5 separate regions of the Mus musculus genome follow, and regions 2, 3, 4 and 5 are each linked to region 1. The links are chromatin loops, found by intact Hi-C in ENCODE. Cell type or tissue: left cerebral cortex. All regions are shown on one strand. Links, peaks and the distances in the headings refer to the core of each region. The heading gives the core; the rest is flanking DNA. Region 1 has its middle 4.6 kb from the start of Tle6. Region 2 overlaps Gna15 (guanine nucleotide binding protein, alpha 15). Region 3 has its middle 7.0 kb from the start of Gm40720. Region 4 has its middle 4.7 kb from the start of Gna11. Region 5 overlaps Gna15 (guanine nucleotide binding protein, alpha 15).

Region 1 (6,219 bases), core at 559-5,558:
CCACGCCCAGCCTTAAATAAATAAATCTTTAAAAAATATATATTTTAAGGCCAGGCAGTGGTGGTGCATGCCTTTTATCCCAGTTCATGGCAGAGGCAGATGAATCTCTGAGTTTGAGGCCAGCCTAGTCTACTGAGCAGGTTCCAGGACAGCCAGGGCTACACAGAGAAACACGGTCTGGGAACAAACAAACAAACAAATTAAGTGTACAAATGTTTGCTTGCATGCACTCAAACCATGTGTGTGCCAGGTACCCTCAGAAGCCGGAAAAGGGTGTTGGATTTCCTATAACTGGGGCAGACATATGGTGCTGGGTCCCCTGCAGGAACAGCTAGTGCTGGTAACTGCTGAGCCGCCTCTCCAGCCCCATATACATATATACTTTTTCTTTTTATCCCGGCCCTGCTTTTGACCCCATGAGTTTTGCACATACTAGGCCAGTGCTCAAGCCATTACTATCCATTTCAGCCAGGACTGTCATTGACAGGACCAGTGGGACTATAGGATCTTCATTTCCAGAGGGCTGCCCATGGCAGGAAGCTGAAAGGGGAGGGGTAGTCTCTCTCTCTCTCTCTCTCTCTCTCTCTCTCCCTCTAGCGGTCATACCTACTAAGACACGTTAACAACAAATTTACATCAGATGATGTCACCACCACAGCTGAAGCTGCAAAAATATTCAATCATTGTATCAGCTCTGGCCACCATCCAAGTCTGAAAAGGTTAAGTCTATTTGCTGGCTGTGGTGGCTCAGGGCTCTAATCCCCACACTCAGGAGGCAGAGCCAGGATCATCTCCTGTGAGTTCATGTCTCAAAATAACAATAGCAACATTTTTTTTAAAAAGTCCCTTTTGTCTTTTTTTTTTTCAGTCCTGAGAGAGTCAGGGCCTTGTATATGTTGTTTATTGTATTTAATTATTCTATTTACTTATTATTTTACTTAATTCTCTCTCTCCTCTCCCTCTCTCTTTCCAGAGGGTTTCTCTGTGTAGCCCTGGCTGTACTGAAACTCACTCTGTAGACCAGGCTGGCCTGGAACTCAGAAATCTGACCCTGCCTCCTGAGTGTCTTACTTAAATTTATTTAATTCCATAGTGTTGTTTTATTACCACATTTATTTTCGTTATTTCATTCTTGTTACATATTTATTGCAGGTTCTTTTTTTTTTTTTTTTTTTTTTGTCTTTTTTGTTTGTTTGATTTTTGAGACAGGGTTTCTCTGTGTAGTCCTGGCAGTCCTGAAACTGGCTGGCCTTGCACTCACAGAGATACTCGTACCTCAGGCATGGGCCACCACACCCATCCCATTTTATTTTTCCATTTTTTATTAGGTATTTAGCTCATTTACCCATTTTATTTTTAAATTTATTCTTTCTTTTTTCTTCCTCCAGCCACTCACGATTCTAAATTTATCCTTATTTAAGAATGTGGGCTGGAGAGATGGCTCAGCGGGTAAGAGTATTGACTGCTCTTCTGAAGGTCCTGAGTTCAAATCCCAGCAACTACATGGTGGCTCACAACCATCCGTGATGAGGTTTGATACCCTCTTCTGGTGTGTCTGAAGACAGCTATAGTGTACTCACATATAATAAATAGATAAATCTTAAAAAAAAATAAGAACATACATGGACCTTGTGATCCTCTTGAGTCAGCTTCTAGGGATCACTGTAGCTGGGTTCCTAGAAGGCAGAAAGAGGATCCGGGCACCGTGTCCTACCGCTGGGCAGAGTGGAGGTGAAGGAACACACCCAGGCTGGCACATCCTCGCCTCAGGGTGCACTCAGCAGCTGGACATGCACAGGGCCCACTACAGTAGCACCTGTGTCTACCTCTCCCCACCCCCAAGTGTCCCCTGTATTGTGGGTCCCACCTCCTTTATTCCATGGCCCCTGTGTGTGCTCCTTCCCTATCATGGTAGCCCCTTGTAATGAGCATAGGAAAAAATGCCTTTTAGACATGTAAAAATAACTCAGGGTCTCCAGGACTGCATCTGATTACTAGAACTCAGTGACTTCACTCACTCACGTGACTGACACATGAGGCCATTACACCTTATATAAGCAGAGGCCAAGAGCAATGTTCTGCTCTGCACACCTGGAGAGTGAGCTACCTTGATCTGCCCTGCAGCTAGAGAGTCATGTCTGCCCTCCACCCCCCCATCCTGACCCTCAATTCACAGACTTCTTTTAGAGACTGTCCTTCAGCTAAGATATGGCACACAGGTGAGCAGCCTTGTGGAGATAGGCTTAGGACCAGAGTTAGGAATTTAGAAGGTGAACCTTGTGTGATGACCCTCAGCATAATAAAATACAACTTTTGTTTTACGATGTATGTCTACCTTCTTGCCTCGGTGTACAACTTCCCCAACACATGTGAGCGTGCACACACACATACCACACTAAACACACACACCATACACCAACCACACACATATATGCACACATGAACGCACACACCATACACTAACCACACACTAACCACACACTGACACACTACAGAGAACACACTAACCACAAACACACACCACACTAACCAAAAACGCACACGCACGCGCGCGCACGTACTCGGTGGGCCCTGTGCTCCCGCCTTGGAAGTAGCCAAGACTTCAAGGCTCTGCTTTCACTTCCCCCTGCCCTCCGACCGTCTGGGGTGCAGACGTTGATCGAATATTCGCTAGAGACACATGAGCATTTTGGGGCGTCTTGTGTAGGGTGACCCCGGTTGTCACCTACAGGAAATAAAGACTTTTCCTTCTGGAAGCTTTCTTTGCAGCGCTCAACCTGAACGCAATGCGGTGCTCAGAGGAGAACGCTGTCGCCATCTGCTGGTCGAAGCCAGACTCCACAGGCTTCCAGAGACCGGAAGAAAAGGAGTGGGGGCAGGGTGTGTGTGTGTGTGGGGGGGCATGCTGAGGAGTCAGGGGGGAGGGTTGGGGGATGTGTGGGTGACTGTGAGGGACCTGGGGATCCTGGGGGTAAGTGGAGGTGGGCCCGAGGTGGCTAGGGTTGTTGGGCATGCAGAGACCGGGCGGCACTTCGGAGGTATAGTCAGAGGCAGAGGGAATCTCTTGAGTTCGAGACTTGCCTGGTCTGCATAGTGTGCCCTTGTCTCAAACAAACAAAAATTAAAATAAAACGAAGAAACAAAGAAAGTGAAAATGTTGAAAGCGAACGAAATTAAGGAGGAATAATTCCCAGCGTTGGTCATTCTGTGCTTTCAAGGGAAGATAGTACTGTGTGGGAGTGCTAGGAACTAAGTTTTATTTATTTATATGCCTGTGTATTGCCAGGCCAGAAAGGGGCTCGGATCTCTGGAGCTGGAGTTAAAGGTGGATCGAACCTGTACCTTGGCAAGAACAGGCTGTGCTCTAACCACTGGGCCTCTCGCCAGCCTTATCGATATACTTATTTTGTGTACATGTGTGGCCGCGAGAGCCGCAGGGAATATGATGGACGTCAGAATTAACACCTGCGGGGCTCAATTCTCAACTTCCACCACCTGAGACTCTAACTCGGGTTCTCGTTCTCGGTTGCAAGCGTTCCCAGGCGTTGAGCCATCTTGCGGAGCTGAATACGAGCGAGCATTAATGCATTACTTCAGCATTCAGAGCCGACTAGGGCATCCCAGCACGCAAAAAGGACGCCCTGGGCCCAAACCAGATCACAACCCGTCCCAACCCCGCCCACCAAGCCAGTTTTCCTCACCGGGGCTGTCAAAGGAGCGGATTGTGCCGCTACCCAATCACATTCGAGCAAAGGCGGGGACCAGCGATTCTGAAGTCCGCTAGTGGAGGAGTGAATGGTCCTGCCTATTTTTAATATTTCACCAATCACTTGGTCCACACTAATCTTCACTTCCGGTTCATGAAAAAAGCCGGAAGTTCTTTGTACGAAAAACTGGAACTTGATTGAAGCCGGAACAGGATGCAGAGAATGACCGGAACTGGATGTTAACCAGTTAGGATAACCAGAAACGTAAATATGTTTCTCTGCCGCTTTGGTCTTCGTCGCTGTCGTCCTTGACCCAAAATAATTCCTCATTCGCTCAACGTGCCCAGAGCCAAAAACAATCCTCGGGTCGAGGGCAGGGAAGGGCTAAAGATTTGTGTGACTGCGGGAGAGCGTGACCTTGGGTTAGAGTACATGGAAGCATTAGCTTCGGTGCAGGATAACACGTGCGGGTCCCCGCAGGGCAATGGGGAGGGATGAGACACGGTGCTGTTTCCATGGGAACCATGCGCCTCAACACTGTACCTGGAACGCAGATGCACAGGCAGTCGGTGTTGAAAAGTTGTAAGGGACATCTGCAGATGTTACATACAAATAAGTAAATAAGTGAGACTGCAATGGGGCCCAGTGGATTACAGTGTTTGCGGCCAAAGTGATGACCTAAATTAAGGTCCATAGGTGGAAGAAGTACCTTGTTCAATCACATCTTCACTAGCTTTCTGTTTTCCAAGGTTTCCTTTGCTGCTTAAGCTCGGCTGTCCTGGATCTTGCTCTGTAGACCTGGCTGGCCTTGGACTCAGACACTTGCATGACTTTATCTCCGGAAAGCTAGGATTAAAGGTGCCTGGACCCAAGCTCTTCTTTAATTCCTTTTCACAAGATGAAAGCCTTGCTAGGTGGGATCTCGCCTGAGGTATGAGGATCTCTCCCTGTATTCTATTTAATATCTTTAGTCTGTTTTTCTCCCAGGATTTAACTCCACTCCACTCTCCTTTTCTCCTTGAACCATGCATTTTGTATTTTTCCTTGGTCAGCTTGCTTCTTTTCATTAAAACACTCTTCATAAGAGTGAAGCACAGCACAGAGTCTATACCAGGTTGCTTTGAGATTTCCTTTGCCAATTCAATTAATCCAAAACATTTCCCCTTAGCCTCAGGCAGGCTTTCAACACTGGCAAACAACATAGTAACATTTTTTTTTTCTCCTCAGAAACCTTTTGCAGGGCAGTGGTGGTGCATGCCTTTAATCCCAGCACTTGGGAGGCAGAGGCAGGTGGATTTCTGAGTTCAAGGCCAGCCTGGTCTACAGAGTGAGTTCCAGGACAGCCAGGGCTACACAGAGAAACCCTGTCTCGAAAAAACAAACAAACAAACAAACAAAAAAGAAAGAAAAGAAAAAGAAAACCTTTTGAGCCAGGTCCTCACAGCTCACATCACCCCAATATCAATGTCTTCCATATTCCTGCTAGGTTGGCCCTTTAAGCCCCACTTAAAGTTTACACTGCTTTTCCAAACCGTGGTCCCAAGTTCTGCATTACTTCAAAAGTTTGAGCAGACGGATAACAGCGTCCCTGATACCAACTTCTGTTTTAGGATTTTATTGCTGTGAACAGACAACATGACAAAGGCAACTCTGACACAGGACAACATTTAGTTTGGGCTGGCTTACAGGTTCAGAGGTTCAATCAATTATCATAGTGGGAACCATAGCAGCATACAGGCAGACATGGTGCTAGAGAAGCCAAGAGTTGTACATCTTGATCTGTAGGCAGCAGAAAGAGTGTGCCACACTAGACATAGTGTGAGCGTATAAGATCTCAGAACTTGCCTCCACAGTTACACAATTTTCCCACCTAGGCCATACCTACTCCAACAAGGCCACACCTCCTACTAGTACCGCTCCCTATGGCCAAGCATTCAAAGGCATGAGTCTTTGAGGGTCATACAGGTTTTCTCTGTGTAACAGTACTGGCTGTCCTGGAACTTGCTTTGTAGACCAGGCTGGGCACCCAGAGCACCTCCATGAAACTAGGGGCCAGGAAGAACAGAAGATGGTACAGGTACAACGGGAAAGTGTTCAGCTGAGCACACCACCAGAGGATTTGTTTGGGCCTTCCCAGTCTTTGAGATCTGCCTGTCTCTGCCTCCCAAGTGGCTGTGCCACCACTGCCTAGCACAAGACACTGTCTTAAAATTCTGAACATTGAATTTAAGCTATTTGTAATCTCTAATGACTCCTTAACTGTTCTTCCTGCTTTGAGTGGCAGTTCTTTTATGGACAGACTGTGAAGAAGATGGCTTTGGCCAGGCCAAGGGTCCTACTGTGGCCTGTAGGTGGAGCCAGTGATGGCACAGAGCCCAGGCAAATCTCTGAGAACCAGAAAATGCCCCTCACAAGACACAAAGTCTATCCTTGTGAGGACTGTGGGAGAGCCTGATGTGCTAATGCCTTTGAGTGGAGACTGGTGTTGAGGAGAGCACCTGCAAGTGTGACG
Region 2 (6,219 bases), core at 850-5,849, 87 kb before region 1:
TGGGGAGGAAAGCGTTTGTTTGGCTTACACTTCCACATCACAGTCCATCATCAAAAGAAGTCAGGAGCCAGGCGTGGTGGCGCACGCCTTTAATCCCAGCACTCGGAAGGCAGAGGCAGGAGGATTTCTGAGTTCGAGGCCAGCCTGGTCTACAGAGTGAGTTCCAGGACAGCCAGGGCTACACAGAGAAACCCTGTCTCAAAAAAACAAAACAAAACAAAAAAACAAAACAAAACAAAAAACAAAACAAAAGAAGTCAGGACAGGAACCCACATAGTGCAGGAACCTGCAGGCCAGAGCTGATACAGAGGCCACGAAGGGCGCTGCTTACTGGCTTGCTTCCCCTGGCTTGCTCAGCCTGCTCCCTTATAGGACCCAGGACCACCCACAGTGAGCTGGGCCTTTTCCCACTGATCACTAAATAAGAAAATGTCATCCAGTTGGGGGTAGTAGCACATGTCTTTATTTCCAGCAGGCCACCTTTGTGAGTTTGAGTCCAACCTTGTCTCCATTGTGAGTTTGGGGCCAGCCTGGGCTACATAGAAAAATGGTGTCTAACCCAGACACTGTTGCATATGTCAGCAAGATTTTGATGAAGGGACCCTGGTATAGCTGTCTCATATGAGGCTATGCCAGTGCCTGGCAAATACAGAAGTGGATGCTCACAGTCATCTATAGGATTGAACACAGGGCCCCCAATTGAGAAGCTAGAGAAAGCACCCAAGGAGCTGAAGGTGTCTGCAATCTTATAGGTGGAACAACAATATGAACTAACCAGTACCCCCAGAGCTCATGTCTCTAGCTGCATATGTAGCAGAAGATGGCCTAGTCGGCCATCACTGGGAAGAGAGGCCACTTGGTATTGCAAACTTTATATGCCCCAGTACAGGGGAATGCCAGGGCCAAGAAGTGGGAGTGGGTGGGTAGGGGAGCAGGGCAGGGGAACAGTATAGGGAACTTTCGGGATAGCATTTTTTTTAAAGATTTATTTATTTATTATATGTAAGTACATTGTAGCTGTCTTCAGACACTCCAGAAGAGGGAGTCAGATCTCGTTACGGATGGTTGTGAGCCACCATGTGGTTGCTGGGATTTGAACTCTGGACCTTCAGAAGAGCAGTCGGGTGCTCTTACCCACTGAGCCATCTCACCAGCCCAGGGATAGCATTTGAAATTTGAAATGTATATAAAGAAAATATCTAATAAAAAAAGAAAATAAAAGAAAAAAGAAAAATGGTGTCTAAAAGAAAGAAAGAGAGGAAGAAAGAAAGACAGAGAGAGAAAGAAAGAAAGAAAGAAAGAAAGAAATAGAGAAAGAGAGCAAGAAAGAAGAAAGGTGGTAACATAAAGAAGACATGCCTGCCATCAGCCTCTGACCTCAACATGAACCCCCACCCCCCAACACACACACAAGTACACAGAAACCCAAGTACAAATATAGAAAGAAATCAAAATGACAAAGTTTGGCAGTGGGGGAGGGGGTGTCTCACATCATATGTCCTTGTTCATTGCATTCTGTGCCTGAGTTGTACGCTGAATAGAAGAACAGAGACTCACACAGGCAAGGCAGATACAGTTGAGCTATGTGCCTGGCTACCAATAAAGTTTTATCAGAACCTGGCACATGGGTTTGCTTTTGTGCTGTAAGGCAGCAATAAGAACTGGACCTGTGGGCTGAAGAGATGGCTCAGCGGTTAAGAGCACTGGCTGTTCTTCCGAAGGTCCTGAGTTCAAATCCCAGCAACTACATGGTAGCTCACAACCATCTGTAATGAGACCTGACACCCTCTTCTGGTGTGTCTGAAAACAGCTACAGTGTACTTACATATAATAAATAAATAAATCTTAAAAAAAAAAAAAAGAAAAGAAAAGAAAAGAAAAGAAAAGAAAAGAAAAGAGAACTGGACCTGTGAATGGTCCTGCCACAAGGGTTGGAAACACCCATTTACCTACAGCCAGGTCCAGTGGTATTGAAACCACTCAAGTGTTTTTATAATATTCTGCTTTGCCACACCCACTTCAGGAAGAGGATACTTTAGGACAATTCTCTCAGGTTTATTTATTTTATTTTACATGTTTGTGTGTTGCCTGCATGTGTGTCTTTGTCTCCTGTGCACAATGCCTGTGCTGTTAAAGAGGGCTTTGGCTTCCCCAGAATTGGAGTTGCAGACAATTGTGAGCTATCTGTGGTTGGTGGGGCTTCAACCGTCCCCCATCCTGAGGTGGTGTCCACTTTCTCATATACAAAATGGACCAAAGCAACAAACCTGCTGTGGTAGAAACCAAGAGGCTAGCCCCAGCTGGTTACCTGTGCATCCCCTGGGCACAATGCACACAGCCTTTCCCAGGAAGGGAAGTGGAGACCGACTGCATGAGACTCCCCAGGACGAGGGTCAGGGGCGCACGCAGAAGGAACTGAGAAAAGTTACAAGAACAGAAAGAGGAACAAGGCTCAGGGCTCACCTGCCGTGCGTGTGGTTCTGTGTTTCGTCTCCAATACCACATAAAACTGGCACAGAGGCCCAAACCTATCATTCCAGCCTCAGAGATGGGGACAGGAGGATTAGAGTTCACAGCCATCCCCTGCTACATAGTAAATTTAAAACCAGCCTGAGCCACACGAGATTACTGGCTAAAAAAAAAAGTGGGGCGAGAGTGTAACAGACTTGGGCTGTGTGGACCTTCTGGGGACAGGAGCCTCAGTGGACTGGGAGGCAGCCAGCGCTACTGTCTGTAAATCTGAGGGTCACATGGACAGGACAGGTAGAAGCAGGGCTCCTCTCTGAGACTCAGTTCCCCAAGGTGTTCAGAAATTCTCTGTTATTAATGATATTTGCAGGAAGACAAGGGCGCTGCTGTGAGGCATAGAGGAAGCTGTGCGTGAGCGGCGTGGAGCAGAGGCTGAAGATACTGGAAAGGGGTGTTTCCTCGATAGGGTTTGAACCTGGATCCTCCCGCACACTAAGGAGGGCTCCACCCTGACCACGCCCCCAGGGCACTGCTAGGGATTCTAGGTGGGACCCCCACCTCTGAGCCATGCCCCTAGCCTTCTGTTTACTCTTCAGATAGGGTCTCACTATGTTCCCAGAGTGGCCTGGAACTCACAAACAGTTTCCTTGCTCAGCACTCCAAGAAGCCTGGGTCACAAGTATGAGCCACTGATCCAGTTGACTCGTACGTTATGATGTGCCCATGTCCTCGTACCCAGGTTGAGTAATGATGATAGCATATGTGCTCCCTTTGTTACGGTCTCCTGAGATCTTGGCTGAGAGACTGCATGTCTTTTCCCAGTCGTCGCAGACGACCAGAATTTATGCAATTTCTAAGAAGACACAAGGACTTGGAAAGGTCGTGATACCAGCCTCAGAGGAAGACCAGGGCGTGAACTAGGCACAGGCGTCGGCCTCCACAGTCAACCTCCACCACTGATGTCTGTGAGGTTTCTAGGGATGCTGTGGGAAGGGACAACAGGGTATGGACGTGTCCTGTGGCCTCCTTGTCATTCCTAAATACTCACAACCCACTTCTGACTGAAGGGCAAAGAACAGTTACAAGCGCCACACACACTATTATAGTTCAATGACTTGAGTTTTTAAATCCTGCTATTAATTTGTTTTTTCATTTTATTTTCTGTATATGGCATTTTGCCTCTCTGTCTGTGCAATTGCATGCAGTATCTGCAGAGGCCAGAAGGGGGCCAGGTTCCCTGGAACTGGAGTCAAAACAGGTGGTTGTGAGCCCATGTCGGGGCTGGGAAGCGAGAGCCTGGTCCTCTGTAAGAGCAGCTGGTGCTGTAACCCCTGAACCGTGTCTCCAGCCCCAGTGATATTACTTCCCTCCCATAGTGGCATATGGTGGTCAACACTCCAGATACTGGCAGAGGAGGGTTGGTACTTTAAAGTCACCTTAAGCAACATGGCAAAAAATAAATAAAATAAAATAAAATAAAATAAAATAAAATAAAACAAAACATAGAGCTTGGGAATTGGAGGTGACCCTCAGCGCTCCCAGCACCAGCTGTTCCTGAGAGGATTGATGTTTGGTTGCAGCACCCACACAACAGCTCACAACAATTTGTGACTCCAGTCCCAGGGGATCCTACCCTGTCCTCAGGCCCTTCAGGTACTGCTTGTACATGCTGCATAGATATACAGACAAACACCCAGACATATAAAATAAAAAATAAAATAACCCTTTTTAAAAGTTAGTTAAGCTGGGCATGGTGGCATATGCCTTTAGTCCCAGGTCTTGGGAGGCAGAGGCAGGTGGATCTCTGTGAGTTTGAGGACAGCCTGGTCTACAGAGTAAGTTCCAGGTCAGCCAGGTCTACACAGATAAACTGTTAAGAAAAACCAAAAGAAGTCAGTTAAAACGATACAGTCCGGGACAGCCATGGTAGGACACGCCTTTAATCATAGCAGTCTGGGAGTTAGAGATAGGGCAATCCTGGTACTGTTTGTCAGGCCCCAGGGAATCCATGAAGCTCCCTGGAGAGAGATGCAGTCACAAAACAAGGGGGCAAAGGACCAAAGCCCTGTGTGGACTGTGGCCTCCACGCACAAGACAGAAACACCAGGAACAGCCTGTGACGCATCACTGTTGAAGTTCTGAAGACCACAGAAGCCAACGGACCTCTGGGCAAGTTGTGGTACTTATCTCTTTCCAGAAACTTCCACAAGGGGTTTGGCTGTGGCAACAGCTCTCTCCACCTGGCCAGGCTGCCCAACTCAGACAGGAAGTGTCTGCTTCCTTCTGGAGAAGGCAGGAGGAAGTGCAACCAAGCTGGGGACAGCAATGTGGGGGTAGTCATGCTCAACTTGGGTGGCATGAGGACCCAGCATTTCACTCACACCCCCAGGAAACTGGGCATGTGAGGAGCCCATACCACATCTGGGTATGGTTCAGATTAGCTGTAGACCCCAGAAAAATCCTGACAGCTCACCATATCTAAGTCTCCACAGTTGTCATTGAGTCCTGGGCAGAAGCACACAAAGAATGCAAGACTGTGGAACTAAACCATGAGCAGTGTGGCTTCAGGCAAGTTGCTTCACCTCTCTGGGCTTGTTCAGCAAAGGCAACTCTTATGCCTTCATTCTGACTTTTTGCTCTTGGTAACACTGCTAGCTGCTTCATTCTTAGCACAGACGTGTCCCTCTCAACCCCACCCAGGCTCGCCCCAGCCAGCTTCCTCAAAATCCCTGCCTACTCCAGGAAAGAAATTGTATGCTTTTGGATTCAATTCCCGTTTTCAAGTGGACTGAAAAGTATCCACAAAGAAGTGATAGTCAAGGTCTACAGTGACAATCCCTGAAACCTTGTCACTGTTCAGAGGACACACAAACACCTGTCCAGCTGACGTGGGGGTAGGTGAAAGGGTATGCTAAGAGAGAACAATGTCTACTGTGAAGCCTTAAGAGAAAGTCAGGGAAAGACTGGGAAAGACTAGGGAGAATCTGTCCAGAAAATGGACTAATTCATTCATCCACACATAGACATCAACCTGCTCACCCACCCATGCACCATGTATCCATTTATCCACATATAAACACATAAACTGAAATATCCACCTACCTACCCATCTTTCTGTCAGTTCACCCATCCACCCATCCACCCATCCATCCACCCACCTATTCACATACCCATCTGTGCATCTGTCTATCTGTCTATCTGTCTGTCTGTCTGTCCGTCCACATATCCATCCATCCACCTATTCACACCTATCTATGTATCTGTCTGTCTGTCTGTCTATCCATCCACATATCCACCCATCCATCCAACTACCCATCCATCCATCCATCCATCCATCCATCCATCCATCCATCCATCCATCCATGCATCTGTCCATCTATTCACCCATTCACCCACCCACCCACCCATACATCCACCTATTCACACACCCATCCGTGTCTGTCTGTCTGTCTATTCATCCACACATCCACTCATCCATCCACCCACCCACCCATCCAAGTATTCATCCATCCACCCCTCCATCCATCCATCCATCCATCCATCCATCCATCTATCCATCCACCCATCTGTCCATCCATTCATCTACCCATTCACCCTTCTACCCAATCATCCATCCATCCATCCATCCATCCACTCATCGATCCATGCATCTGTCTGTCTGTCTATCCATTCATCCATCCACATCCATCCATCCATCCATCCGTCCATCCATCCATGCATCTGTCTGTCTGTCTATCCATTCATCCATCC
Region 3 (6,219 bases), core at 554-5,553, 570 kb after region 1:
GACTACCCAGATAAATAAGGTTGAAGTCAGACAGCAGCCAAAGAAGAAAAGATACAGCCACCACCTGCTTCTTGCCACGTTGGCTACTGCACATGAGCTGCAATCTGCCTGATCCACCTCCTCGTCACTATGTATTCCTGGGAAAGCAATATGCTCAGATGCTTTGATACATAGCAGCACAGTGGACACAGACTCACGTGTTGGATCTGGGTGAGAACCCTGGAAAGAAGCACCATGCTGTTACTCACTGGTTCTCCCGCGGCAAAACTTGCTCCAGAGACCCTCTTTGGCAAGGGCCACTCACCTATATAGGCCTCCCTGGAATAACAACTCCCCTACACTATGATCAGAGATCAAAGGACTTATACCACACAAACTTTTTCCCAGGTCTGTCCTCCACCCAACAAGCACACAGGGTCACTATACTGGAAATTTGCATTTAAGTAGAAATGCTTTCAGTCTCCCAGAGCACTTTATGTTTCTCCTCCTAGGTATAAGGTCTCTAGTATGCACAGTCATTACACACTCAGTGTTGTAGTACAGCTATCTCTTTACCTCAGAACTGGAAAGTCCTGTAGATAACCTTAGGTCAAATTCAAGTAGGAGAAACAAAGCAAAGGGAGGCCATGGATTTGAAAGCAAAGAGGTTATATAGAGGGTCAGGAGAGATGAAAGCGAAAGACCAAATGAAGTAATTATAATCTCAAAAATAAATTTTAAAACATGGTATCAGGCTTTATGGTTCCATGTTCTCAAGAGAATAACAATTTATATTGGAGGCAAACAGAGGATTAACTCATACTTTTTATCCCATTCTCATCCAGAAAACAAATATCAAAAAACAAAAACAAAAACAAAAAAACCCAAAAAACCAACCAGTTAGGCAGGGCCACAAAAATTTGCCCAGCTCTTCTGTTCTCCTTGAACTAGTGTAACTACATAATTTGGTTGCTAAAAGGAAATTCACTTTTTAACTATATTTTTGGTTGCTGTGGTCTGTGCATCCCAATTGAACACTAATCAGATCATTTATCAATCACCTGAAGTTTATTAGCTAACTGTTCACTGGTAACTTCAAGTGTAGACAAAAATTGGAAACCTTTTAACATCCTTCTGGGCACCTCCCCTCTGTTTGCAAATGCAGAAGTCATGATCAGGGCATAGTTCCCTCTACATTTGCAACACCCAATAAAAGGCTGGGCTCTATTAAGCCATGAATCCCCTTGCCTCTCTTTTCTTTTCGGACCTGCATACCTGTATTCCCAGCACTACTGTGGTAGAGGCAGATTTGGGTTTTAAATTCAATTCTCAGTTGACATAGGGCCAGGCAAGCCTGGGATACATGATGTATTTCTCTCAAATAAATTAACAACTATTTGAGAAACATCAAGTCAAATTCTTAATTACTGGGAATCCTTCAAAAATAGAAGCAAATAGAAACCAGAGTAGTGATCTATACACAAAAAAATGAAATTTAAAAGGTGTTACTTTGGTGGTTTGAGTGAGAGTGGCCCTCATGCGCCCTTATGATTGAATAATTGGTCATCAGAGAGTGACTCTCTGATTGAGTGGGATTAGGAAGGGTGGCCTCCTCGGAGTAGGGACGGTCTTGTTGGAAGAAAATTGTCACTGGAGGTAGGCTTTGAGGTTTCAGGATCCAAACCAGACCCAGTGGCTTTCTCTTTTCTTGCTATCTGCTATCCAGATGTAGAATTCAAATACTTTTCCAAGACCATGTCTGCCTGCATGCCACCATGCTCCCACCATGATGACAATGGACTGCATCTTTGAAACTGCAAACAAGCCCCTAATAAATGCTTTCCTTTAGAAGAGACTCTGTGGTCATGTTTTCTCTTCACAGTGTTAGCACACTGAGACAGGTTGGCATTTCGATTTATTTTACTAAAAGGACAGTTAGCTACAGTGATGTTGAAATAGAGTGGGCACTTCTCAGGAAGAGGAAATGCTATTAACAAGAGACTGTATGAGCTTGCCTTGTATAAAATGTTCATTGACGAGTGCTGGATGCTGACACACATGTTATACCAAATGTCCTGTGTCTTAATGCTCTCACCATTGCTACACTTACCAGCATAAGAGTGTTGCCTAATTAGAAATACCAGGGCTCAAGCTAACCTTCAGAAATTGTACTCCCCCAATTCAGTTTTCCTTCATTCTTAAGGCATAAGTTAACCCATCCTGGGAAAGTACAGAAAGTCGTTTATCTTGCCTTATCACATCCTTTATAACATAGACCCCTTCAGTTTAAAGCCTTAAAATAAGGTGGTGGCGCATGCCTTTAATCCCAGCACTTGGGAGGCAGAGGCAGGCAGATTTCTGAGTTTGAGGCTAGCCTGGTCTACAGTGTGAGTTCCAGGACAGCCAGGGCTGAAACCCTGTCTCAAAAAACAAAACAAAACAAAACAAAACAAAACAAAAAAGAAAGAAAGAAATTAATAAAATGAACGGTTTTTTGTTTGTTTTTGTTGCATGGATTATTTTATTGTAAATAAAATGCTCTTAAAGCAAGAATTATATAATATTAAAAGAAATCACACAGAGGAAAGTATTTATATAAAATTAATACAGAAATATATTAAGTTTAGAAAGTGTTAAGAGAGAAATAAATAAACATAGAAGATCAGCTCTCCAGAGAAAGGAGAAAAAGAAATAAATTGCAGTCTCCTAAGGAAGGAGAGAAAAAGAACTAAAGTGAAGTCTCCAAAGAGAGGAGAAAATTATAGGTATTAAGGAGAAGTGTTTTCCATGTTAAAAAATGAAAAATTCTATAGAAGAGAACATTTGGACCCCCTATAGTTTTGTTTGGCTGTCAACATACAAATAGTTATTTTTTCAGTTACGATCACAATTTTATATATCATTTTAAGAGTAATCAGAAGAAAGGAGACTTAGATAAGGAAAAGAAGGAAAATCAAATGCAAGATTGGAGGTGATAGAAAAGAAAATGGAAAATCCTTTGATTCAGAGTAAAGGGGCTTCAGAGGAATCAAATATAATGCCTGTGGTGCCACCTGGTGACAAAATTGCAGAATGGCAGCCTATTATTAAATTTATTATGTTGAATTAAGAATCCAGATTCTTACTGCTGCTACCTTAAAGCTATGTCATACAGTAGATCGTATATTTCACTTTGTACAATTTGAAAACAAAAATGTACATGTGTTGATATAAGTTGATATATGTTCAGAATTCCAAGGGGCTTCTGCCTTGAGTTCTGAAAAGAATGATTCTGGTTTACACATTTATTGGATGTTCTGGCTGTTATGGGAATACTGACGCAAATCAAGACTGACAATGCTGCGGCATATTTCTCTAGTAAAATGAAGTGATTTTTAAATATTATGATATAAAACATATTCCAGATATTCCACACAATCCTATATGACAAGTAGTTATAGATCTAATTGTACTTTAAACAAGATGGTTAACAAACAAAAAGGGATAACAAAGACCCCACTGAGCTAGATTACATAGTTCTTTATTAACTTTAAGTTTTTTGAATGGTAATGAATAAACAGCTGCTGAGAGACACTGCATTTTTGAGAAAAACTGCTGAGCTAAATCAGCCTGTTTATGTAAGGATGCACTTAGCACAGAATGAAAGGAAGAAAATATGTTACATTGGGGAAGAGGTTTGTCTGTGTCTCAACAGGGGAAGAAAAGCTGTGGATTTCATCCAAATTAATAAATATCATATCTGTCTATGGGAGACCCCCTGAAGATTTTTGGCTGCCGACAGGAAGAAAGGAAGGAAGGAAAGAAAGAAGGAAGGAAGGAAGGAAAGAAAGAAGGAAGGAAGGAAGGAAGGAAGGAAGGAAGGAAGGAAAGAAAGAAGGAAGGAAGGAAGGAAGAAAGAAGCACAGAATGGGCAAAGTATATGCTGGTCTCTCTGTATGGGAACAGCTCTGAGATTGGCTGAGACATGGAAATGTCTCCAGTTAGAACCTCAACTCATCGTAGCCAATAAGTCTCATTGACTACAGAATCCGCGAGACTTATCCAAATGGCATGGATAAGAATTTACTGCAGTTTGGTTATACAATCCAAACTAAGTTACAAAAGATATTTAAAGATAACTTACCTGCTCAAACAGAGAGCAGAGAATCCTCTTTAGCTGATTGTTCACACCCCACATTCCATACCTATGTTAATGCAGAATGGATTATTGCTTATGAAACATTACATGCTTACAGACACCAGTGAAGTTCTAGTGGCTGTGACAACATTCACATGTGAGGATGCTGAGAAAGGTGCTTAGATCTTGAGACATATTTATCCCAGCATCCAGCTTTATATAACCTCAGACTACCTCAATAGCTGTTTCAGCAAAACTTGCTTCCAGCACAGCTCAAAACTGCTGAGTCCAGTTGGTACAGGTTTATAGACTGTTTCAATTAGGACTTCATGTAAGCACTGCAGTTTCCCATCACATAGACACACTGGGTCTGTGTGATGGGAAAGATGGCCGGGTAGATGGTTTTTGTTTGTAGGGTGATGGATATTTGTCATCATTTGAATGGGGTTGGTTACAAATTGTTAATGGTCTTGGTAAGAGAAGAAACAAAGTACGGGAGGTTGGTTTCAAGGATTTCTTTTTCTATTTCTTTTTCTTTCCTTTATCATTCTTTCTCTCCTATTTAGAGTTAGGCAAAAGTGGAAAAAGGGATAAGGAAAAAGGGGGGCTATAGGAATAATTAAGTTAAAGGGTAGATTATTGTATCTACTTTTAGACCAAAGAACATTAATAAGCCAAGTAATTTACAATATTCTTTGTATATTGATAGGGTAAGGTTATATTTTATTACAACATACATGTTTCAACTCTTGTTTAAGATATTGTACCTTAGTAATTATTAAAAATGCAACGTTAAGTTCTAGTCCTTTTGAAAATTGCTTTACAAATTGTTTAGCATAGTTAAGAAATGTAAGTTAGAGCCAGGCATGGTGGCACATGTCTTTAATCCCAGCACTTGGGAGGCAGGTGGATTTCTGAATTTGAGGCTAGCCTGGTCTACAAAGTGAGTTCCAGGACAGTCAAGGCTATACAGAGAGACCTTGTCTTGAAAAACCAAAAAAAAAAAGTCAGTCAATCAAACTTACTGATCATGTTTGAGGCTAGCTTAATTAATTACAGAAATGTTTTCTAGGTTGAACAGATAGTACATAGCTAGAAACAAGCAATGTTTGCCATTCAAATATACTAGAGATAGACAGTCTTCAAAAACTTCAGAGATCCACAGAATACAGCATTTAAAGATGTTCTATTAATAAAAGGCATTTCTGACAATGAGACAGGTCAGCTCCTGGCAGCACCCCATTCTACTTCAAAGATGATAAGCATCAAAGATCCACCAAATAGAGTTTTCTTTAAAAGGGGGCAAGCTAGCTATTGAGCAAGAAATTGCCCTTGCTTCAACTAATGACAGCATGCTGTCCAGGCTGGACAGATGAGAATGAGGGAAGTTGACTGCCAGCTTTGCCAGAACAAGGTAAGCAGTCCATAATAATTCCTGCTTCATAGAAAAGTCTATCAGATATTTTAGGCCAGAAGAATGAAGATGATGTTCCAACATTCCAGAAGTATCTTGGGTGACTGTCCATGTAGCCAGGAGCCTCTGTCATCTCTGTAGTTTTGGAAGCTGCTTGCTCAGCACTTCCTGTTTACTCAGTTAGTGTTTATCCTTCCCAGGTCTCTGATGGGGTAGAAGACTACATAGTTATAATCTCACAATTAAGCTTAAGACGTTTAGGATTTAAGAAAATGTTTTAAGGTGTAATAAGATATTTTAAGTTGGTAAGAAAAAGTTATGATAGCACATGATTTAGGTACAGAACTGTAACTCACCAAGATAGGATAGATAGTAGAGAACTTTTTCCAAGGTTGCCAAATGCATGTGGACTAGGATATAAACATAATTTTTACCTGATAGTTTTCATAATTGTTCTTATTATATTTAGTTTATTGATGTTAGACAAAGAGCCTTTTATTGGACTAAAAAGGGAAGATGTAGAGAAAATCTCTTGTGAAATATGTGGAAATACCACCTGTCAATAAAATGCTGATGTCCAGTAAGCTGAGGCAGGATTAGAAGGTTAGATATGGAGAGAGAGAGAAAGAGAGAGAGAGAGAGAGGAGAGAGAGAGATGTGGGGATGTTGGAAGATAGTTAGGAGAGGTAATTAGCCAGCCATGTGGAAG
Region 4 (6,219 bases), core at 698-5,697, 55 kb before region 1:
ATCTTATTTTACATGCACTGATGTTTTCCTTGCCTGTGAGGGTGTCACATCTCTGGAGCTGGAGTTACAGGTGGCTGTGAACCCCCAGTGGATACTGGGAACCAAACCTGGGTCCTCTGCAGGAACAGCAAGTACGGTACCACTGGGCCATACTACCCTCCAGCCCCTGTGAGCTGTTCTGTTTGGATTCATGGGTTAGGGATCATCACCTGGTAAATTGTCGGCAAAAAAGGGTTCCAAGCAGCCAGGCCTTGGCGCACGCCTTTAATTCCAGCACCTTGGAGGCAGAGGCAGTTGGATCTCTCGTGAGGTTCAAGGTGGTCTGGTCTACAGAGTGAGTTTCAGGACAGCCAGGGGCACACAGAGAAACCCTGTCAAAAGGGGCAGCAGGGTGGAGCTGAGGGGAGTACTCCGCTCCTAAGAGGACTTTCTAGGCAAGCATGAGGACCTGAGTTCAAACACAACACCCACTGATGGCTGCACACACCGGTGACCCCACCTCATCCCCACACTGAGGTGGAGACAGATAAATCCAGGTACTCATGGCCTAGCAGACTGGCGCAGGGCAAAGAGGCAGAGGGCCATGGTGGAGGATACCCAATGGCCAGTGTGCGTCCACGGGGGTGAGCACACCCAAGGCCATGTGCAGGTACCACCGAGGAAGGACAGACTGAGGCTCTGTAAACCAGACTGGCCCGGACTGCAGCTTCCTCCTGCCTCACCCAGTTTGGGGTTGGTGATTCCTGTGCTCCGAACTGACCCAGGATAACTCTTGTTCTCAATGACGGTGACACCCATGGTGGCTCAGGTCTCTTTTTTTCTTCTCCAACATAATTTTTCTTATTATTTGGGGAGTTCATATCATGAACCCTGATCATACTCACTTCCCAACCCTCCCAGGTCTACCCCCAACCTTGTGAGCCCCACCCCAAAAAAAGAAAAATTTAAAAACCCACAAGTCCAGTTTGTGTTGCCTGTATAATGTGCACTGGAGCATGGTCACATTCCCTGGGGCCAGCCCTTAGAGGAACTGAGTCCTTCCCGACCTGTATCCTGCCAGGACTCACTTGGGATACATCCTTTTTTTTTTGGTTTTTCAAGACAGGGTTTCTCTGTGTAGTCCTGGCTGTCCTGGAACTCACTTTGTAGACCAGGCTGGCCTCGAACTCAGAAATTCACCTGCCTCTGCCTCCCCAGTGCTGGGATTAAAGGCGTGTGCCACCACGCCCAGCCTTTCTTTCTTTCTTTCTTTCTTTCTTTCTTTCTCTTTCTTTCTTTCTTTCTTTCTTTCTTTCTTTCTTTCTTTTTGTTTTTTTGTTTTGTTGTTTTTTCGAGACAGGGTTTCTCTGTGTAGCCCTGGCTGTCCTGGGACTCACTTTGTAGACCAGGCTGGCCTCGAACTCAGAAATCCACCTGCCTCTGCCTCCCAAGTGCTGGGATTAAAGGCATATGCCACCACTACCTGGCATCCTTAACAATTCTTTAGAGATCTGTTGAATGGCTGTCTGTCTAGGGTGTTACTTTTGTGGGTAGAATGGGAGCAGGGTTTGTCCAGAAGCCTTCCATGTACCTTCCCCTCAACTGTGCACCAGTGCTACACAAGTAGCCTTTGCAGTTGGGAGTACAGAACATGGACTTCCATGTGGTCTCCAACGTCAGCTAGTGCCACAGACATCTGTGTGGCCCTCAGTGATGACACCTGGTAGCTCAGCTTGGGAAGCTGAGACGGGTAAGTCTCTGAGTTCAAGAATAGCCTAAGCTAGTGCGTTCCAGGGCAGTCATAGTGAGACCCTGCCTGTGGAAGAGAGAGAGAGAGAGAGAAAGAGAGAGAGAGAGAGAGAGAGAGAGAGAGAGAGAGAGAGAGAGGAAAGAGGAAGGAAGGAAGGAAGGAAGGAAGGAAGGAAGGAAGGAAGGAAGGAAGGAAGGAAAGAAGGAAAGAAAGAAAGAAAGCCCAAAAAGCTTAGCCCTATGGTACAAGCCTATCATCCCAGCAACTGGGATCCTGAGAAAAGAGGATTACAAGTTTGAGCAGAGCAGGAGAAATTAGAAGTTACCCTGTGGTGTTAGTGAGCCTGAGTTTCAAAATAAAGAGCACTGGGGATTATCACCAACACCAGAGGGAAACTGAGGCCTGAGCAGAGGCAGAGGCCTGAGAGTACACCCCCACCTAGAGACCTAGGCCCTAGAGACAAAGTCTGGCTGCCACACCCTGCAGCCGCCTAGCTGTTCCCTTCTTTCTCAGCCTTGGCCTGTGAACCCCAGGGATGGAAGGTTTATGGGTCCATATTGGGCTGGGGACAAGGCCACTCCCCGTTTCAGAGCCTGGACAAAGGTACGGATACCACAGAGGCCTTGGAAAGTTCTCAAGAATGTACTGGGTGGGGAAACCCAAGACCTTCAGACAGCCTGGAGAGGACCACACCCCCCCAACCTGTGCCCAGCCCTGAAGAGCTGTCCTCGACCTCAGCCACTTTTGACATGTGGAGCTATCACCTAGGAGTCCCAGAGGGCAGGCTTTCCCCGTCCTGCCAGAATTAAAGCATCTTTAGTTCTCTCCTTTACTTTTACGGTTTTTTTTTTCCTTTTTAAAAAAATCTCAAGACAAGATCTCACTATACAGCCCAGGCTGGTCTGGAACTCACAGTGATTCTCCTGCCTCTGCCTCTCAAGTGTTGAGATGACCACCTTGAGCCACATGTCTGGCTATGGCTCTCTGGGCTTTGTGCACGTGTGTACATCAGGAGCACGAAGGGTGATTCTTCAGTGTCAGTGACAGTGTCAGTCAGCAGTGCTGTCAGCAGGAGACTCACCCCAGCCTGATGCCACTAACACCACAGGAAGGGGCAGAGGCTACATCGGGAAGGTGGGTGGGGATGGCTGCCGAGGTTCCGGGGTCCATCCCAGTGCATATAAACCAGCTGTGAGTACACTGCTCACTGGGAGGCAGGCCGGTAAACCAATGTCATCATCATCTACATGGTAAGTTTGGGGTTTGCCTGAGCTACATGAGCTAGCCTAAGCTAACATGAACTACATGAGACCCTGTCTCAGGAACTCTGATAGTGGCAGAGACAAAACTCCTCTGTGATCAGTTACAGCTTCATTCGTAAACCCCAAATAGGAACAGCCAGTGTTTGTGGTGATGGATGGGGAAGTGGTACAGTCCCTCACCCACTGGAGTGAATGGGAGCAAGGCTGTGACACCCCATGGCACGGAGGGACCTTGGAAGACACGATGGAACTGGCTGAAGATGGGATGTTCTACATCAGCTAGCTGAACAATCTGAAGTACACCAAGGGCACTAACGTCACAGTCTGCAATGTGAATTTCACTTTTGAATTATACTTTAAAAAATACACCAGTAAATCAGGTGGTCCCAGGTATGTGGAAGGCTGAGGCAAGAGAGTAGCAGCGAGTTTGAGGAAGTGAGGGCCTTTCTGGTAGATTGTCTACAAGATTGTCTCGGGCAAGAGCTCACAGCCTGGGCAAAGGCCCTGGGTCAGGACAAGCCTGTGCTGAGCACCCCAGGGCTCCTGTGGCTGCACAGGGGAGGAGGGAGGCAGGCAGGGAGGAAGGCAGCAGGGACTGGGCTTTGACCCGGACAAAGGTGGTCTAGGAGGATGCTGACGCCTATGGTGCCCTCTGGTGGCCGCTGTGGAAAGGCCAGCTATGGCAGAGCTGCTAGCCTGATGGAGAGGATCACCCAGTTCCTGGTTCAAATCTCAGCTTTCTCTTTTTGTTCTCCCAACTCCATGTTATTGGAATATCAACTCAAATCGAGAGGCCGGCCTCAGCGCCTCCATTTCCTGCCTCCAAGAGCTTCAAGGCCAAGCGTTCCTTTCCAGGCCCAGCCACAGCTTGCACTTGCAGAGAGATGGGGAGAATGAGGGGTGCAGATTTTGTTTTGCTTTTTTTTTTTTTGGCAGGTCTCACTATGTATCCCTGGCTATTCTGGACTTGCTATTGTAGACCAGGGTGGCCTTGAACCCACGGAGCTCTGCCTGCTTCTGCGTCCTGAGCAGGTATAGGCATTACTCACTTCCTCCATTTCTCACACTCACTGCAATCCTCCTACCACAGCAGCAGCAGCAGCCACCTCGACATCCACCCTCCAAGGACTGTTTCTCCTTTTATTCTCCCAGCTTCCTTTGAGACCCGACCCAACCTGGCTTCCTTCAGGACAAGGACAGTAAACCCACACACAGCATGTCCCCAGCTTCCAGCTTTGGGCCAGGTAACTGGAGGTGGCCAGTCAGTGACCCATCTAGCTCCTTCATGGGTTGCCTCCTTAGACAGGCTGCCCTAACATCAATTTTTAAAAAAGATTTATTTATTATTACATGTAAGTACACTGTAGCTGTCTTCAGATACACCAGAAGAGGATGTCAGACTTCATCACGAATGGTTGTGAGCCACCATGTGGTCGCTGGGATTCGAACTCAGGACTTTCGGAAGAGCAGTCAGTGCTCTTAACCACTGAGCCATCTCACCAGCCCATGAACTCACATACTTGCTTCAAAAACTTTAACTCAAATGTTTCTTCTTCTAAGTAGCTGTCTTCAGTGTTACTCTGTGAGATATTTAATCTACCTCCCCATGAATTCATCTAGGCCCAATCTTTCCTTCCACTCCAGCCCAGAATCACCAGGCTTCCAGTAAGAACAAGACCTGCCTCAAGTCTCTCATACAGCTTGCCCTGTAGCTCCTACCGTACTGCTTGGAATAAATTCAAGGCCTAGAATCCCCCAGTGAGGGGCTGGGGTATGGTGGGGAGAGGATTGGCTCAACCCCCAGTGAACTGGGAGAGCTCCTGGCATGAAATGGGTGGAAGCCTGGGTTTAGTTAGCTCAACACCCTGCAGAACCCAAGATATACCACTAGGGACAACCTAGCCCAGTGTCTACATCACCCTGAAGGACCCCCTGGACTCGCCTTCTAGGCCATGCTGCGTCAGTCTGAAGCACCCTGAGGGAGCCCGTGCTCACCAAGCCTGGAAATGACATCAGCACCCGCCAGGCCTTCCACAGGTGGGGTTTGGGGGAGGGGTGACAGTCAAATCTGGGAAGCTGCTGCCCCCGTGTGGCCCGTACTAGAAACTTCGCCTTCTGTGACTATCCGGCATTTTATCAATTTTGATGTTAAAAAATTGGGTGCGGCCCTGGCCACCGGCTCCGGATCCTGGAACTGGGATTTCACCTGAGTCCCAGGGGAGGCGTCACTACAGGACCAGCTCAGTCCCTGTGTGGGTCCTGGGTGCTGAGCATAAAGGTCTCTAGGGATGGCCATCTGTAGCTCCATCCAGGTCTGGCCCTGTTTTAGGAATTAATGTATGTGGAGAATTGGCTGGTTGTGGGTTCTTTGCAAATTAAAAATTCAAGTTTCTGAGTCTTTAACTTGGGCCTAACACCCATTTCATAGAAAAAGATACAAAGGGACGGAGCTGTGTGCTTTCAAGATTAACTCAAAAAGAGAAGTGATGCGGTGTGGATAGACGCACAAGAAGGATTATGGGAAGCGGGTGACATGGCCATCACAGGTGAGCAATCCCCCTCAGAAGCCACTGGCTCCCAAAACACTTGGGCAACAATAACATGGCTCACTGGAGTTCTCAAGATCCCAGAGCCATGAGCTGGGGAAATGTGTGCTGGGCAAACCTGAGGACCATAGTTCGAATCCCTGCCTTCCCAGCACACACCCTTAAGTCTAATGGCACACAGTATGACCATCAAACATTCCCAGCAGGACGTGAGCAGGCCAGTGCCAGCACTTGGAGATACCAGTTCACCTTGTGATTGGCTCTCCTAGGCCAGGATCCAGGTTGAATGTCACTTTTCCCAGGAAGCTGTATGTCTTTAGAGCGCTGTGTTGACCTCTCTGAGCCCCTCAGACCGCCTTTTGGCAGCCAAAGCTGCTTACTGAGAAAATTCTCAACTTTAAGTTATAGACCTCATCATGCTGAGCCTACTGTTGCAAAGGAAGTACAGTCCGAATTCCCTCGGGATGGCTGACACTAGATGTGTAAGCTTAATGGGGGGTCTGGGGAAGCCCCCTCTGTCCTCACTGGCAGTCAGCTCAAGATGTTCCTTCCCTGACTAAATGCCTGTGTTTTGAATGCAGAGTATGATGGCACAGGCCTTTAATCCCAGCACTCAGGAGGCAGGGGCGGGGGCGGGGGCAGGGGCATCTCTGTAAATTCAAGGCCAGCCTGGTCTACAGAT
Region 5 (6,219 bases), core at 432-5,431, 100 kb before region 1:
AAGGAAAAGACAGAATGTCATAAATGTTTGTCACTTGTATACACCAGCCAAGCCTTAATCAATGTCATCCAAACACATCAAGTACCACCCATGCATAACAGGTGCTTAATATCTTTTTAGAATTTTTGTTACATTTATTGATTGACTGTGTGTGTCCTTTCATGTGCTGGGGTCAGAGGGCAACTCACAGGAGTCCATTCTCCCCTTCTACCATGTGGGTCCTTAGAGCTTTGCCTCAGGCACCTTTACCCCTGAACTGTTCACTGGTGCTTAATCAGTGTTTGCTGTGTGTACACAGAAGGTGCTTAAAAAATGTGTCACATTGGGTGTAGCAGCACATGCCATTAGTATCAGTTCTTGGAAGGCAGAGGCAGGAGGACCTCTGTAAGTTCCAGGCCAGCCTGGGCTACATAATAGAGACACCCTGTCTAAAAAAAAAATACAAATACCTAATAATAATAATAATAATAATAATAATAATAATAATAAATATGTGCCACCAATACATAGTAGGTGCTTAAAATCACCTATTAAAGAAAAAGTCATCTGCACACACCAGGCGCTTAATAAGATTTTGTTGCCTGTACTAGGGATGCTTCATAGTGCTTGTCAACACACAGCAAACAGCAGGTGTCTAATCAATGTGCAAGGACACCTGTAGCTCCCCTGGCAGTGCCAACTCAGCCTCAGCCTACACAATTGTTCTGTGCTTTGACCCCAGCCTCAACCCCTTCCCTGCACTGAGCCCCAATCCCCAGTCTCAGCTCCTTCCCTGCACTGAGCCCCAATCCCAGCCTCAGCCCCTTCCTGCACTGAGCCCCAACCCTACCTGAGCACAGCTCTTGCTCTGTGCCATGACCCTGAAGAGACTTGATGTCAGACAGTGCACAAACTCTGGCCAGGGCCCCTCTGCACTGACTCCCCAAACCTCTACCCTATACTGAGCCTTTATCCCAGAATGAACCCTGAGCCTGAATAACATAGTCACAGACACAACATAGTGCTGACTAAAGGCCAACTCCAGCCAAGCCCATGACTGGGCCTCATGCACTGAGTTCAAGTGAGTACTGGGGTTCAGCATGAAGGAGGACTGAGCACAGCACCCCAGAATGAGTGCAGACAGAACGGTCACCTGCAGCCTGCTATGGAAGCTGATGTGGTATGAAGCAGGCACCATAACAGAACAGAAGATTACGAACACTTGACCTCCACAGCAGGCACTTAGTCAGTCTTCAAGAACAGCTCTCGCCAGGCGTGGTGGCGCACGCCTTTAATCCCAGCACTTGGGAGGCAAGGGCAGGCAGATTTCTGAGTTCGAGGCCAGCCTGGTCTACAGAGTAAGTTCCAGGACAGCCAGAGCTATACAGAGAAACCCTGTCTCAAAAAAACAAAAACAAAATAAAACAAACCAAAACCAAACCCCCAAAAAAGAACAGCTCTTTGCTCTTTGAGTATGTAACCAAGCTGGGCAAGTACCATCTCCCTGCCCGAAATGCACCCTGAAGACAGCACCAGGGCCCTTGTACAAGACAATACTCTGGGATGCTTCAGGTAGATGCAAAAATGTTGGCAGGCACAAAACAACAGTAGAGTCCAGCTTAGAATTCCTAAGACTCTGGCTGCCATCCCCAGCACCCAGACCAAGCCATTCTGTGTCTCAGAGTGAAGTACTATGCAGCAGTGTAAGGAGATATGTCTAAGGAAGCTGGAGGGAGTTCAGTTAGTAAAGTGCAGCTTACTCTGCATCTGGATTCTCCTGAGAACAGCCAGATCTCTAACTCCAGTGCTTGGAAGGCATGGGCGGGTTGTGGGGTGACTGGGTGACAGGGACACAAAACACAAGCGCAGATGACTCAGCTCTATACCCTAGTCTGTGATGTTTTCTTCAGTCGCTCCCTGGGTCTCTCACCGAACCTGGGGCTTGTTGATGAGCAGGGCAGTTGCCAACTCCTGCATTTTACCCTCCGAGCCACTCCAACCCCCTACTCCATTCTGTGCCTAGATTTGACATTGTCTCTGTGAGTCAATACCCTGGCCCTGGCCCCTGCCAGGCTCACAGTGAGAACACTGAGCTGTAATTTAGGACATGAAACTTGCAATCCTCCTGCCTCAGCGCCTGAGAGCTGAGATATTTCTCTCTTCCTCAGTTCCCTGATTGTTTGTTTTTAAATTACATTTATTTATCTGTGTGGGTAGGTGTGTCACCACCATGCACGCCTGAGGAGATAGAGAACTTCTCCTAGGACTCCGCTCCCTCTCTCTGTCCACTGAACAGGTCCTGAAGTCCAGTTGTCAGGCTTGGTGGCAAGGCACTCTCACCAGCCATCTTGCCGACCTCGGTTTCCCCTTTGGTAAGATGAAATGGTCCCCACAGGAAGATGTGAACAGGGCCCCTGGGAAGTCACAAGGTCCCGGACAGTTCTATCCGGTTTTGTTTGTTTTTGAAAACATGGTCCTGGAACTCACAGAAATCCTCCTGCCTCTGCCTCCGGAGCGCTGGGGTTAAAGACCCGGCTCATGTCCTTTCTCCAACAACTAGAAGAAGGGCGAGGGAATAAATTACAGGGGAGCTGGGCTTGGGGGCCCAGTAGGAAGCAGGGACTCTCTCCCTGTGGGCTGGCTTCCCCACTTGGCAGCTCCTGGACCTGCAGTTCCACGCGCGGCCACCAGGGGGAGGTATGTCCTCGCCACGACCGCGTCGCGCTTGGGGTTCCCTGTCCCGCGTCACAGCAGGTTGATCTCGTCCAGGTACCGGGCCAGCACCGAGTCCCGCACGTCCTTGAACACGCTGCGGACGCTTTGCGTGTCCGTGGCACAGGTGAAGTGTGCGAAGAAGCGGCGCGCGCGGGAGCCTTTCCTGCCACCGTCCTGGGGCTCTGCGCAGCTCGCGTACACGCGCGCATACATGTCCAAGATGAAGCTCTTGGCGGCCTCTGCGTCTCGCCGGGGTCCTGCAGAGAGGGAGAGGGGTTGAGTGGGCTCCCTTTTATAGCCCAGGCTGGCCGCAAACTCCCTACATAGCCCGGGATTACCCTGGTTTCCCTAAATAGCCCAGGCTGCCCTCCAGGTCAGTCTGTAGCCCTGGCTGACTTTGAACTCTTGATCTCCTCAGAGCTGGATGATGGGTGAGCGGCATCAAGCCTGGTTTGTGTAGTGCTGGGGATTCAACTCAGGTCTTTGTGACAGCTCTGGGGATCCTTCACTAGGCGGGGATGGGGGCGCAGAGCCACTCAGGCCATCCTTACTGAAGACAGGCGCCATGTGTGTCAGTCCCTGAAATGGCGCTGTCAGGCTCAGCTTGAGGACTCAAGTGCTAAGATGGGAGAGGCCGCCCGCAGTGGGAACTCTGTGGGCTCGAATCCTGCTTCCAGGACAAAGGCAATGGCTCAGAGGATAAGAGTGCTTGCTGCCAAGCCTGGGAACCTGAGTTCGAATCCCTAGCATTCAAGAAAAACAGGAGTGTGCCTATGCATGTGCCTATAACTTCAGTTCTGGGAGTAGGGGTATGGAAGCAGGGACTCCGGAAGGAGGCAAAAATGGACAGAGTAGGACTCAGGCAGCCTCCATGTGTCCCACGCCTGCTTCAATTCCTCTCTGGCTCAACTGCCAGCCAGTGGCTGCCCCTCTCTGTGCCTCGATTTCTCCATCTCTGCAATGGGCACATCCTGCTCTATGGACGTGCTTTCTTTTTCTTTGAATCTGACCAGAGTGCCATGAGTTTTCCTTTGTGTTACTTTCTCTGTGTGTGGTTGGGTGCATGGATGTGTGTACACTCAGGTGCAGGGCAGAGGGATGCCTTGGCTGTGGTTCTTTTCTGAGTCAGAGCCTCACAGAACTTGGAGCTCACTAATTGGCTAGGCAGTATACCTGGTGATGCTGGAGGGATCCTCCTGGATCAGCCCAACACCATGCCAACTGAACTATTTGTGATGAACCCAGGTCCCTATGCTTGCATGTGCCACACCCTTTACTCACTGAGCCAAGAGCAATGCCTCTTCAGATTCAAGGTTTCAATCTTTTGTTTCCCTATGACGGGGTATCTCTGTGTAGTCCTGGCTTTTCTGGAACTCACACTTTAGACCAGGCTGGTCTTGAACTCACAGATCCTCCTTCATCTGTCTACTGAGTGCTGGGATAAAAGGTGTGTGCCACCACTCCCTGAGTTTAAGTTGTTTCCTGGCAATATTGGGAATAGAGACCAGGGTCTCTCACTTGCTAGGCAAGCACCCTGCTGTTGAGCCACATCCTTAGGTATTTTTAGACTTTTAAAGCAAGTAACTAGGAAAAAATTGTCAGTTTGGGCTTTGTTTCCAGTGACATGGCTAAATGCACCAAGAAGATAGGGCTTGTCAGAAATACGGGACCTGCTATGGTGCCTCCCTCCGGAAAATGGTGAAGAAAATTGAAATCAGCCAGCACTCCAAGTAAACTTGCTCCTTCTGGGATAAGACCAAGATGAAGAGATGAGCTTTTGGCATCTGGCATTGAGGTTCCTGCATGAAAACAGTGGCCAGCGGGTGCCTGGATCTACAACACCACCTCTGCAGTCACAGTGAAGTCTGCCATCAGAAAACCGAAGTAACTGAAAGACCATAGAAGCCCTAACGTCTGAGACTCGCCTAGCCCACAATAAATGGGTTAATTTACATAACAAAAAGGAAAGAAAGAGAGAGAGAGAGAGAGAAAGAGGGAAAGAAAGAAAGAAAGAAAGAAAGAAAGAAAGAAGGAAGGAAGGAAGGAAAGAAAGAAAGAAAGAAAGAAAGAAAGAAAGAAAGAAAGAAAGAAAGAAAGGAAGAAAGGAAGGAAAGGAAAGAAAAAGAAAAAATTGTCAGAGAACACAAAACACGGGAGGAAATGTCAGCGGTAAATAAGGTTTTTGGATCTGTCCATGGTGTTTGAATGAGCGCTGTCCCCACAGGCTGGTGTGTTGATGCTTGGTCCCCAGTTTGTGGACCTGTTTGGAGAGGATGAGGAGGTATGGCCTTCTTGGAGGAGGTGTGGCCTGGTTGTAAATGTGTGGCTCTATTTTAGGAGGTGTGGTCTTGTTGTGGGGGCGTGGTCTTTTGTAGGGGTGTGGCCTAGTTGGAAGAGGTGTGTCACTGGGGATTCCAAGGCCATCAGTTGCCAGGTTTCGTCTCCTTCTCTCTCTGCCTGCTTCTGACAGTCGCTCTGGGTGTGGAGCTCTCCACTACTGCTCAGCGCCGTGCTTGTCCTCTTCCCGCCATGATGGTTACAGACTAACCCTCTGAGTTTCGGAGGTAAACGAACCAGTGATAAAACACTTCCTTTACCCGAGTTGCTGTGGTCATGGAATAGATCAGTGACTGAAGCACTGTGCCAGCCCGATGGTGTAAACAGTCCGTCCAAACCACCCATTTCCTCCGCCCAGCCTCTTGAGGCCACAGCCTGGTTCTCGAGATGTCTCAGCTAAGACAGGGCTGGGACAGCATAGCAGGGCTTTTAGAAGCTCTCAGCTGCAATAAAGCCAGTGTCAAATTCCCATAGCAGAGGTCACCAGAGTTGAATGTGAGTGACATTTGACCTGGCATCAAGCATGGATTGTTGAAGGGGCTGAGACAAAAGTCTCCCCCAGAATCTTATCTGCCCAGCATTGTAGATCATTGCCTGATTCCCAGTGGGTGTTTCATGCTCACCAGTTTTGGATCTCAGGTCTCCTAAGTTGGCAGGAAACTCAGTTCTGTTGGTTTAGGGCCCTGGGCACTGTCCTCTGCCCCAGCAGCCACAAGATGTGAGAGAGCTTGGCTCCAAGATGGCCGGTGCTGCCTCCTCCTGCCCTCCACAGTTAGGTAGAGCAGCTTCCCCCAGTGCTAAACCTGCCTCGGTCAACCGACTGTGATGGATGTGACCCAAACTTCCCTGAGACTTGATCATGAGAGGCAGTCTCCACCTAGGCGAAAGTCTGGCCACCCTGAGTCACCACTGTGACAGAGCTGGAATGGACATCGAATGCCAGAATGGGGGAAGACAGCAAGCCTCGGTCAGTGCATGCAGCACAGGGCAGCTGGGAGATGGCACCCAGTGCCTCTGGTCCCAGCCACCAACCAGTCTTAACCTCACTCAGCAAATCCCCAATCCCTGACCTGGGCATCTGTGACCCCAGTGCACAGGAGGAAGATCTGAGTTCTAGGCCAGCCCTGTCTACAGAATTACAGAATTGAAGGCTAGTCAGAGCTATGCAGTGAGACCCTACCTCAAAAA

The links. Peaks named below come from ENCODE experiments on the same cell type or tissue, not always from the same donor. Only the 100,000 strongest peaks of a DNase experiment are listed, where the experiment ranks them.
Region 2: it touches region 1 in a loop (4-fold over the local background); 14 of 42 quality-filtered maps call a loop at or near these places.
Region 3: a loop joins it to region 1, with 3.0 times the contacts of the local background. A loop is called at or near these places in 9 of 42 quality-filtered maps.
Region 4: it touches region 1 in a loop (2.3-fold over the local background); 29 of 42 quality-filtered maps call a loop at or near these places.
Region 5: a loop joins it to region 1, with 8 times the contacts of the local background. A loop is called at or near these places in 16 of 42 quality-filtered maps.

The regions. Positions count from the first base shown.
Region 1 is chr10:81,602,420-81,608,638 of GRCm38, forward strand. It overlaps the pseudogene BC025920. Among named protein-coding and RNA genes, the nearest start is that of Tle6, 4.6 kb to the left of the region's middle. In left cerebral cortex, for the core only: CTCF peaks have their summits at 623 and 2,813 (motif pointing left); DNase peaks (open chromatin) are centred at 594, 2,800 and 3,802; H3K4me3 peaks cover 1,959 bases; H3K27ac peaks cover 1,790 bases.
Region 2 is chr10:81,515,023-81,521,241 of GRCm38, forward strand. All of the region lies in intron 1 of Gna15 (guanine nucleotide binding protein, alpha 15), which reads right to left. Among named protein-coding and RNA genes, the nearest start is that of Gna15, 6.1 kb to the right of the region's middle. In left cerebral cortex, for the core only: a CTCF peak has its summit at 3,691 (motif pointing right); DNase peaks (open chromatin) are centred at 2,412, 3,703 and 4,734.
Region 3 is chr10:82,167,984-82,174,202 of GRCm38, forward strand. No RefSeq gene overlaps it. Among named protein-coding and RNA genes, the nearest start is that of Gm40720, 7.0 kb to the right of the region's middle. In left cerebral cortex, for the core only: a CTCF peak has its summit at 3,034 (motif pointing left); a DNase peak (open chromatin) is centred at 3,074.
Region 4 is chr10:81,546,788-81,553,006 of GRCm38, forward strand. No RefSeq gene overlaps it. Among named protein-coding and RNA genes, the nearest start is that of Gna11, 4.7 kb to the left of the region's middle. In left cerebral cortex, for the core only: CTCF peaks have their summits at 3,654 (motif pointing left) and 5,035 (motif pointing left); DNase peaks (open chromatin) are centred at 3,651 and 5,012.
Region 5 is chr10:81,500,155-81,506,373 of GRCm38, forward strand. It overlaps Gna15 (guanine nucleotide binding protein, alpha 15), which reads right to left. Exons shown (of 7, transcript NM_010304.3): 7 at 2,159-2,951. The coding sequence ends at 2,725. Among named protein-coding and RNA genes, the nearest start is that of S1pr4, 3.1 kb to the left of the region's middle. In left cerebral cortex, for the core only: a CTCF peak has its summit at 2,666 (motif pointing right); a DNase peak (open chromatin) is centred at 2,685; H3K4me3 peaks cover 503 bases.